Linked DNA regions of Mus musculus: region 1 is linked to region 2. The links are chromatin contacts, found by Hi-C or POLR2A ChIA-PET in ENCODE. All regions are on one chromosome and are shown on one strand. The core of a region is the stretch at or near the end of the contact, and the rest is flanking DNA. Distances in the headings are between cores, read along the strand shown. Region 1 has its middle 37 kb from the start of Gm30365. Region 2 holds the start of Serp2 (stress-associated endoplasmic reticulum protein family member 2).

Region 1 (4,655 bases), core at 1,816-4,315, 320 kb after region 2:
ATGGATTAGCACCTATCACCTATCATTTTTCAACAGTTTCCAGGAAGGGAGTTTAAACTGATGATAAAATCTAGAAAGAACTGGAGTTAGATGGGAAAAAAAGTCCTTGTGTAGGTAGCTAGAAGAGGAATTGCCCAAATGAGGATTAGTCTACCTGTCTATCCATCCACACATATACATGGTTACTTCTATGTATCTGTTCATATGGATGGAGCTTTCTTGCTCTGGGCCAAATGACAATTTGTTCTTCAGACTAAAGCTCGTCATCACTCAGCAATGATCCCATCAAGACTCCAGACTCTGTTGCATCAGTAAAGAGTTTAAGAGCTATGTTGGCCTGGGCAGGAGAGACAGAAACACACAAAAAGAAAGGGGAGAACTGAACTTTAAACTTCACAATCGTGAGGGGCTGGGTGATTTGTAAATGTCACAAGCGCCACAGTGTCTTTTCATTCTAATGCTTTCCCGGAGATGCCACCCTCCTTTGAGTCTTCAAAGGGATTTAATTTTGATCTTTTAGAAATGTTCTTTTCTTCTGAAAAGAAAAATTTGTCATGGCAACAGAAGCAAATGTAAAATTGTGTGGGCATTCACAGTTCTCCAGACTAGTTAGAATTCTCAAGCTCTGTTCTTGCTTTCCGTGCTGGTGCCGAGGAGACCAGAGGGCAAGGGCAAGAATGGAGGAATATCTAGAATACCCTCAATCGGTATTTCGGCAGGTCTGTACCTCATGGAGAAGGAGTAAGAGTAACACACACACATCTATCTGGCATAATGTATGATATCTATATACATGTACATATACATACTCATCTACACGTGTTGTATATCTACGTTCATACATACAATTTTTTTTTATTGGAGAAATCTTAGAAGTTAGATTTGAATCATCTAAATGGAGGCTTGTTCTCCCCTTCTACTATGGTTTGGATGTGGTTTGTTTCTATCACAATTCCAGTTTAACCGTGGATGTTACAAGGTTGGCGATGGTGGCAGAATGAAAGGTAACTAGGTGGTGAAGCCAGTGTCCAAAATCCAAACCAGTGCTGGCAAAATGCCCACGCCTTGGCAGTGGCAAACCTTCCATTCATAACAGTCTGTGACTACAGTGTGAGCAGAGTCAGGAAGAGAACTACCCGGAACTACCCATTGCGAATGTTCTAGACTTACGAGTCAAAAGTTAGCATCTTTACTTCATGTTGTATGCAGCCTTAGTATCTCATCATAACAACAGGAATTGGACTACTACTGAAGAAATAATATTTATTAAGGACCCTCAATTTTTTCCCCTTTATTGCCCCCTCTCCCTTCCAGTGGCCCTGGCCTTCTGCATGGATAGTTCAGCTCCTAGCCATCCTGAGTGGTTCAACTGGACTGGGAGTACAGGGACAGAGATGACATTTCTCCAAAGCAGTTGCCTCCTCTCTTCCCCACTTTAGGTCCATGTTCATAGTTGTGCAAAATGTATTAGCTTTTACTCTAATTTCCCAAACTCAACTGGAAAATATGATTATAAATGTCTTTCCCTTTCTTGAGACTATCTACAGTGCTATCTGAGAAAGTCAGAAGTTAAACTGACCTCCTCAGGGGAGCAAAGACCTCTGAATTCCCCGTAGAGTAACAAAATGTATTAAACGGGGGATGGTTCAGGCCAGCATCCTAATTTTGCAGATGAGAAAACTGAACCCCAGAGCAGCTGGGAGGCTCTCAGTCTCACAGCTGGCTGCGGCCCAGCTGGGGCATGAATTTGTTTCCTTGGTTTCCTGACATTCTTTCTCCTCAGCTATACTTCCTCCTTGAAGAAGTGATGAGAGTCTCTGATACTTTTAAGTCTGTTGTTGGCATTTCTTTGGGAACCATGCAATGGTAGGTGTTAGGCGGTGGACATACATATAACCACTCGTTATTTATTTAACCTCACACCCATTGTAGACAGCAGAGAACCGAAGGACTGAGTAATGACATCCACAACCGCAACACCCACAACTACAACAGCACTGATGGGGCTGTGCTTCGCAATACAGCTCTCAATACAGGCAGGTATCTGAGGGACAAATGGGAGTCGCAGGAAAAGGAGCTCTGGTTCCTTCCCTCAGTTGGCATGGCAGCTCACGTCAAGTACAGTGGCGTTGTATCTGCCTATCGCCCAAGTTCCCCTACTAAAAAAATGCAAACAGTCAAACCAAGACAAAGAAAATGATTCAATAATGATGGCTGCTTGTCCCATGCTGATCAGTCAAACTGAGAAACAAATCAATTCAGGTCTGGCAGAAGTCCCCGAATGCTGCCGCTTTTCTTGTTATTTTGTTTTGTTTCTTGTTTTTTTGTTTGTTTTTGTTTTTGTTTTTGTTTTTTGTTTTTTTGGTTTTTTGTCTAGTCTTTTTAAACTTTGAATTTCTTCTGTGGCTCTTCATTCCTGCCCAGGGAAGCTGCTTGAATCTTGTTATCCCCATATCCTTTTTCAAGTTCTCCCAGTATTATTTAGTGCATAGGACTGAACACAAGGGACGGCTCCATAATTCCTTCCACAGTCAGCTCCAACCTTTCTTTCTACAGATGCTTCGTTCAGACAGCCTCGTCCAGGAATCAGGTCAGAGCCGTACCAGAGCTTGGCTGCTTCTCTGGAAATGCGGAGTGAACCACAGGATTTTTAGCAGAGCCTGTTTCAGCCAGTGATTGGAAATGATGAAGTGCTTTCAAGATCAGCATCTCAGATCACTCGTTTATGGTTGGCCTAGAAATGAATCATTTATTTTAGGTCTGGGCCTTAAGGGGAAAAAAAAAAAGCAAAATCAAAGCTTGGATGCTTTGTTTTCATGGTTCTCCTTATATCAGGCAAGGAGAAGAGGGAGGGCACTGTGGGCTTTAGTGGGAACGGCAACACAGCACTATTTCCCTTCCTTTGTTGGTAACATTTTCCTAGCTGCATCCACTTCCATTTTATGACTCAATTTACTGTGTTTAAAATTACACCACATTCTTCCTGCTATGCTTAGGTCAACTATACGTACTGTGTATACAGTGGGAAATTCTTCCTCACAGTGCTGGAGAGTGCTATGGCCTTTGTATTTGTGTCCTTGTTGCCATGGTGACCAGAAAAGGTTAAAGCCAGGGCCTTAGAGAGTAGAGTGGCTAAGCAAATAGCTATGACTCGGTGTGCACCTCAAGATGAGGATTAAAATGTCCTACAACCGCTGTCATAAAATTCACTTTCCATTTCTCTCGTGTGGGTTATTGCCTGATATACATATTCTCAAAACCATCTCACTCCACTTGGCCCTTCCTCTGTAAGGTACAGCTTCATGGCCATGTCTCTCTGACGATAACCTCTGCAAATCCAGGAGCAAAGCTTTATATCCACATGTGAAGAAGACACACCGATGAGAATATCAACAAGCCAGCCTATCTTCTTTGTGCCCTCCACTTTAAATCCATTTAGATGAGAATAATAAAGCATCACCCCTGTTTGTTTAAGAGGTTGCTAAATAAACTTGGGCAATGCTTAATAACACGGACTGTGTTAAACATTTACCAGCTGTGAGCACACAGACTCGCCTTTATGTTGGGCAATGATCCCCAGAGCCCCAACTCAATATTTCTTTATATACTTTAGCTGCCCTTGAGTTGAACTTAAAGGGCTTGTTTCAAAATTAACTTTGCATATAGGTAGAGAATGTCACACTTGCCAGGCCCAGGGCTGTCACAGCATGAAGAAAAGAGACCATTTTCTATTTCTAGTTTCAGGTTCAAAAGTAGGCTCGGGAAAGAACCTTCATTAAGTACTTTCCTGTCCCCTCTGCCCATTGCACAAGAGTAACAGTATATCCAGGCCCTTCAATTCATTGTTGAACTTTTAACTTACTTAGTACCTAAGTTTTCCACCATCTTGGTTTTTTTGCAATATATTTTCATGCTGCCAATATAATGGACATTAAGTCATAGGTTTACATTTAGGTGCTTATTTCCTGCTTTTAATGTAACTTCATACTTACTACATTAGCAAATCAAAAATATTTTAGCTTCTATCCTGGCCCCTGTTCTGCCATCTGGTGGACAAATGAGGAAGGGATGGGGATTAAATAATAGACACGTAGTTTTTCCTTTATGGGACCTGTAAGTGCGTCTATCAGCAAGTGTTTAGGGGGTGTTATTCATCAAACGGTGCCCAGGAAGGCACACAATCAAATGTCCTACTCTAGGGAATAACCGGTCCATTCGGTTCCTAGGAAGACTATGACCGGTTATGGAATCGACAGCCTCTTGTCTGGGTTAACAGAACAGTCAGTAAAATGCTTGCCTTACAAAGAGGGCCCTGACTTTAATACCTAAAACCCGTTAAAAAAAATAGCTCAGCATAGTGGCTTAGATGCCTACTAGTGTGGGGGAAGAGAGACAAGTGGCTCCCAGAGGCTCGATGATCAGCCAACCTAGCATGCTTGGTGCCTTCTAGGCCAGGAAGGCACCCTATATCAAAAACAAAACAAAACAAAACAAAACAAATAAAACCCCTTGTATTATGTAAAGGTGGATGGCACCTGGGTAGCAGACTCTCCAGACTGCCCTCTGGCTCCCCCATATAACCCTGCACACATTCAGTCTTCATACACCTTAACACCAACACACACAAACACAGAAAATCAAGGGAGAAAAGGGTT
Region 2 (4,610 bases), core at 1,576-4,075:
CAGAGGCTGACAGTGAGCTTGGTTTTTCAACTGGAACTTGCAAAACTGTTCCCATTTACTTAAGTCTATCCAGAATTAGTTACTCCTGTTTGGCCTCAGAAGGGGACAAGGGACTGAGGAGCATGTTTTACATATCAAAGCAGACCTGGCCTCCAGGTCTCCCAGCATCCTTCAATCCCTACCTGGCATAACCTGCCCCCAACCCTGCCAGCCCAGAGGTTGGGCCAGGGCTGTCCTTCTCCCAGAGGCTCTTCCCTATATATTATCCACACATTTTGGTTTCCCCTCTCTCTGTTTCCCTCTCTTTCTTCTGTGTGCACCCTTCCTCTCCCCACCACCCCATGGTGACTTCCGTAGCCTCCTTCTGTGGGGCCAGTGAACTCGCCCAAGAACACCTTCTGAGTAAGCCTGCCTTTAATCAAATCTAATCTGACTTGAATTGGCTCCCTTCACTGACAGAGAAATAACCTAGCAACTTCTACCAGAGTATAACCATGTTGGACTTGTAATTAAAACAACAAGATTCAGGATTTACAGAGAGAAATTTTATTTTCTTTTTGGATGCCGATACACTTACAATACGGCTAACCGAAAGACCCTTCAAAACAACTGAAAACAAACATCTATTGGGGCATGGTTTTGAAGCCTTTCATTACAGAATTAAGTCTGGTCAATTACAGGTCCTCAGAGGCGCCAGGCACTGCTGAGGAGGGCCATCCATGGTATAGCAGAACCTGTCAAGTGCACTTATGCCATACATTAAATATAATTTAAATGTAGCTGGAAATGTTGAGTTGGATTGCAGATGGTGAGTTATATCCACTCCACGGCGGTTTACCATCTTCTTTTCTTATTTTGAAGCCAACAATTTTTTTTTTTTTTTTGCTTTGTTTTAGGCCCTCAACATTCTCTCAAGTTCACAGAGGCTGATGGAGAAAATAGCCCTGCAAATTAGTTCTTGGTGTCCTTGCCCTCGCCCTCACATAAGCTGTCAACTGAGATCATTTTACATCTCTTTTGTTTTTTGTTTTTTCGAGATGGGATTTCTCTGTGTAGCCCTGGCTGTACTGGAACTCACTTTGTAGTCCAGGCTGGCCTCGAACTCAGAAATCTGCCTGCCTCTGCCTCCAAAGTGCTGGGATTAAAGGCGTGCAATACCACTGCCCGGCTTCATTTTACATCTGAACTCAGATTCCTTCGTTCATTAGAAAGAGCCACAGCTGCTTATTCCACTATGTCAGCAAATAGGTCTGCCACCTTGAGAAGGAAGAAATGATCTACTTTGAGCATAAAATAATTGCCTTTAATGCCAACTTGGGCAGTGGCTCCCTGCCCTGACCCAGTAATAAAACCTCATAGGGGAAACAGATTCCTGCGAAAAATATGGTTCCCATTCTATGGCGCCTTGGCATTTTGTCCCCTCCAATCATAGCTAAATGCTCTAGTTCCCCAAAAGAAGGAATTTTAAGGGTTACCTCAGCCTGGGGCTGTGTACAAAGCTCTGAGTAGTTTGACGCCATGGCTTCTCTGCCACAATTCTGCTTGGTTTAACAAGAATTCCGGTGTGATGACTACACAGCCAGCTTTTCCCCTCAGTTAATCAAACCAACATAATTTCTTTGCTAAAAGGCATTGCCTCATCAAGTCTGCGTTTCCAGACAAACCCAAGCTTCGGCTGGACTTCCCCATAATCGTATGGGCTAATAGATTCCAGGCGCCTTTGCAAACCAGTTCTTCGCAACGATGCAAACCCACACAAGCCTTGGATGGTTCAAAGTCACAGGCCTGACATTTTCTGGAGCAGATAACTTGGTTTCCTAAAGGAAATCTCTGCACTTAAGGTACACAGTTTACTTAAGATTCCAGGGGTAAAGCTTTAATACACAGTCTGGGAGCAAAGAACCTCGGGCACTAAGCTGGTCGCTACAGTTACAGCATCATAATGCGCCAGAATCCATACGGTGAATTATAGGCAGTAACGATGCACTCAGCTTTGGCTGAGGCGGCTTCAGTTTGCAAGAGAAAGAGGAGGGTGAAGAGAAATGTAGCTCGGAATCTCACGCCCTACTTTTATACCATATATATAATATATATGTACACACACACACACACACACACACACACACACACACACACAGGGAGAAGAGACAGACGATCACAAAAAGGGTGGAAAGAAAAATCTTAGCATGGGGGTGGGGAGAGAGTCCAGGGGCGGAGCCTGGAAGCTGTGGATAAGTGGCATTCTATCATTCGTTCATCCTTTCGTTCATTCATTCACTTAGTAGGCTCCCAGCCCAGTTGGCTTCACTGGCCCCTAAGATGCAGCTTTTAGCCTTTTTCAAGGACGATGGCTCCTTCTCTTGGGGAGTCTCCACCAACCAGAGCCCTCTCCGCCCACGAGAAAGCAGAGCAGTCTGCGCCCCCCAGAGCCCCGCTGGGTCCCCCAGCCTGCGGGACCCCGGAGGAGGGGCCGGGAGGCCTGGCTCCGAGCCCACGGCCCGCCCGCCCCGCCCCGCTCCGCCCCGCGGGTCCTGCCAGCTCGGCCCGGCCGGCGCCGCCCCCGCCTTACCAGGGTTTTGGCTACGTTTCCCCTCTGGGTGATGTTTTTGCTGTGCTTCTCGTTAGCCATCCGGATCCGCTGTTTGGCCACCATGGCTTGGGCGCTTGGGGATGCTCTCGACTCCCACCTGCAACGATGGCCGGGGTGAGCCGTAGCCGCAGCGCCCCGCGGCTTGCCCGGGCGCTGCAGGTGGCAAGGCACGGCCGAGCCCCGCGCACCCCGCTCCCGGAGCCCCAGCCAGCCGGCTCCAGAGAGAGGCCAGCGCGCGGACGGAAGTAATCTCTCATCTCAGGAAACCCTCTCCGACTTCCTCGCCATCCTTCCGGTCCCCCCAGCTACCTACCCTGCGCGGCCACCGAGGCAGGAGGCGGGAAGCGAGAGGCGGGCGCTGACACAGCGCCGCGCGCCAAGCCCAAGGGCACCGTGGCCCGGGGTGTCCGGGTCCTGAGATCGAACGCTGCGGGGCATAGGGTTCGGGCGACCCGGCGTTTGTGCGTGCGTGGGGGGTGGGGACGCAGCCGCACCCAGCCTGGTGACCTCTGACTGTTTCCTGACCACCTCGGGACAGGCAGGGATTGGGGCGCTGGTGCTTCAAGCTGAAGGCTAGACCCTAGGCATCGAGCGCTGAGTCTCAGAGCTGAGCCTGGCCAGGTTTGGGTAGTACTGTTGGGAAACACCCCAAAAGAACCTGCCCTTTAGGTGTCTGAGGAAACCCCACTTGGCAAGTTGGGTTGTGCAAAAAGAGACCCTTTGTGACATGGGACGAAGAGCCAAGAAGCCTCTTTCTGGTCCCTGAAAAATGTGGATGAGGGTGGAGTTGGACCAGACCTCACCTTGGCAGTGGTGGTCATCACACTAGCAGATTGCCCCAGAAACCACTGAGTGCATAGAGGGCAAAGGGTTCATGAGCCTACAGTACAGGAAGAATGGATGGCCACTGCCCATAACCAAAGTGTTGACCAGGCTTGGACTCTTATCCCCCACTGCCCCACCACCACTACTGTCTTGGGGCATCTTGGACCTTCAGGCATCCCTGTTCTATGGGGTACTAAGTGTGAGCTCCCAGACAGCATTGGGAGTTTCTCTGCAGTGAAAGGACAAAAATCAATATTTGAATATCCAGATGCTGACCCCGAGATTTAGCTAGGGGAGGAGTGGGGGCTGAACCGCTTATCTTTCCTCAACAAATATGGCTCCTTGGAGCTCAGGAGGGACATCTGGAGAAGTGGGAAGAGGTGGTCCAGGGTTAGGACAATACAAAATAGCACTCAAGGGTAAGGAGTGAGAGCTGTGTAGACCAGATATGTCGGATGCATCTCTGATCCTATCTATCTGTGCCTGGAGGATGCTTCAATAGGCTCTGGTATGGGTAGAATTTCTTATGTGGGTAGAAAGCTAGGAAGAGCTCTTTAGGATACGGTTTATCTTAGAGTTTCTGTTGGGATGAAACTCAAGCAGGGCAGAAACCTGGAAGCAGGAGCTGATGCAGAGGCTGTGGAGGGTGCTGCTGACTGGCTTACTTTTTCTGGCTTGCTCAACCTGCTTTCTAATAGAATCTGGGCCCACCTGCTCAGGGATGGCACCACCCACAATGGGCTGGGGCCTCCCCTTCAATCTGTAATTAAGAATATGCCTTACAGCTGGAGCTCATAGTCTCATTTCTCAACGGAGGCTCCTTCCACTCTGAAGACTCCAGCTTGGGTCAAGTTAGACAAAACCAGCCAATATACCCTTCTATCAACTGGTTAGAAATCTCTTCACTTGAATGAGCAGCTACTGGCTTCATTAACAGTATGAGCAGCCACCAACATCACAGGACCACTTAAGTCTGACCTATTCTGGTCCCTGATTTTAAGGACCACTGTGGGGAGCGGTGCGGCTGCAGGACCCGTGAAACCCACTTGTTTACTGCCTTGCCAGAGCATGCACAGTGAGGCTGCATGCGTGGGCTGCCTGCCAGGCTGGACTGTTCCTTGTGGTCAGGACCTGTCAGCCTATCTGTGAACGACCTGAGCTCGTGCCTGGAGCGTGTGTGAATTCTGATTGGATG

The links. A loop is a pair of places that touch in the nucleus more often than their neighbours do. ChIA-PET counts read pairs that join two places held with the same protein, here RNA polymerase II (POLR2A).
Region 1: a map of left cerebral cortex shows a loop between it and region 2 (5-fold over the local background). The contact joins the enhancer-like site here to the promoter of Serp2 in region 2. A Hi-C loop is called at or near these places in 4 of 37 maps with a recorded cell type or tissue (all left cerebral cortex). POLR2A ChIA-PET finds 5 or more read pairs at or near these places in 1 of 5 experiments (Patski).

What each region holds. Positions count from the first base shown.
Region 1 is chr14:76,872,139-76,876,793 of GRCm38, forward strand. No RefSeq gene overlaps it. Among named protein-coding and RNA genes, the nearest start is that of Gm30365, 37 kb to the left of the region's middle. Within about 2 kb of position 3,066, at least 2 of the 3 ENCODE cell types and tissues checked have a DNase peak (open chromatin) inside an H3K27ac peak, as active enhancers do; they include left cerebral cortex, where a contact is called at or near this core.
Region 2 is chr14:76,553,862-76,558,471 of GRCm38, forward strand. Serp2 (stress-associated endoplasmic reticulum protein family member 2) reads right to left here and starts at 2,826. Exons shown (of 3, transcript NM_001160326.1): 1 at 2,570-2,826. The coding sequence starts at 2,653.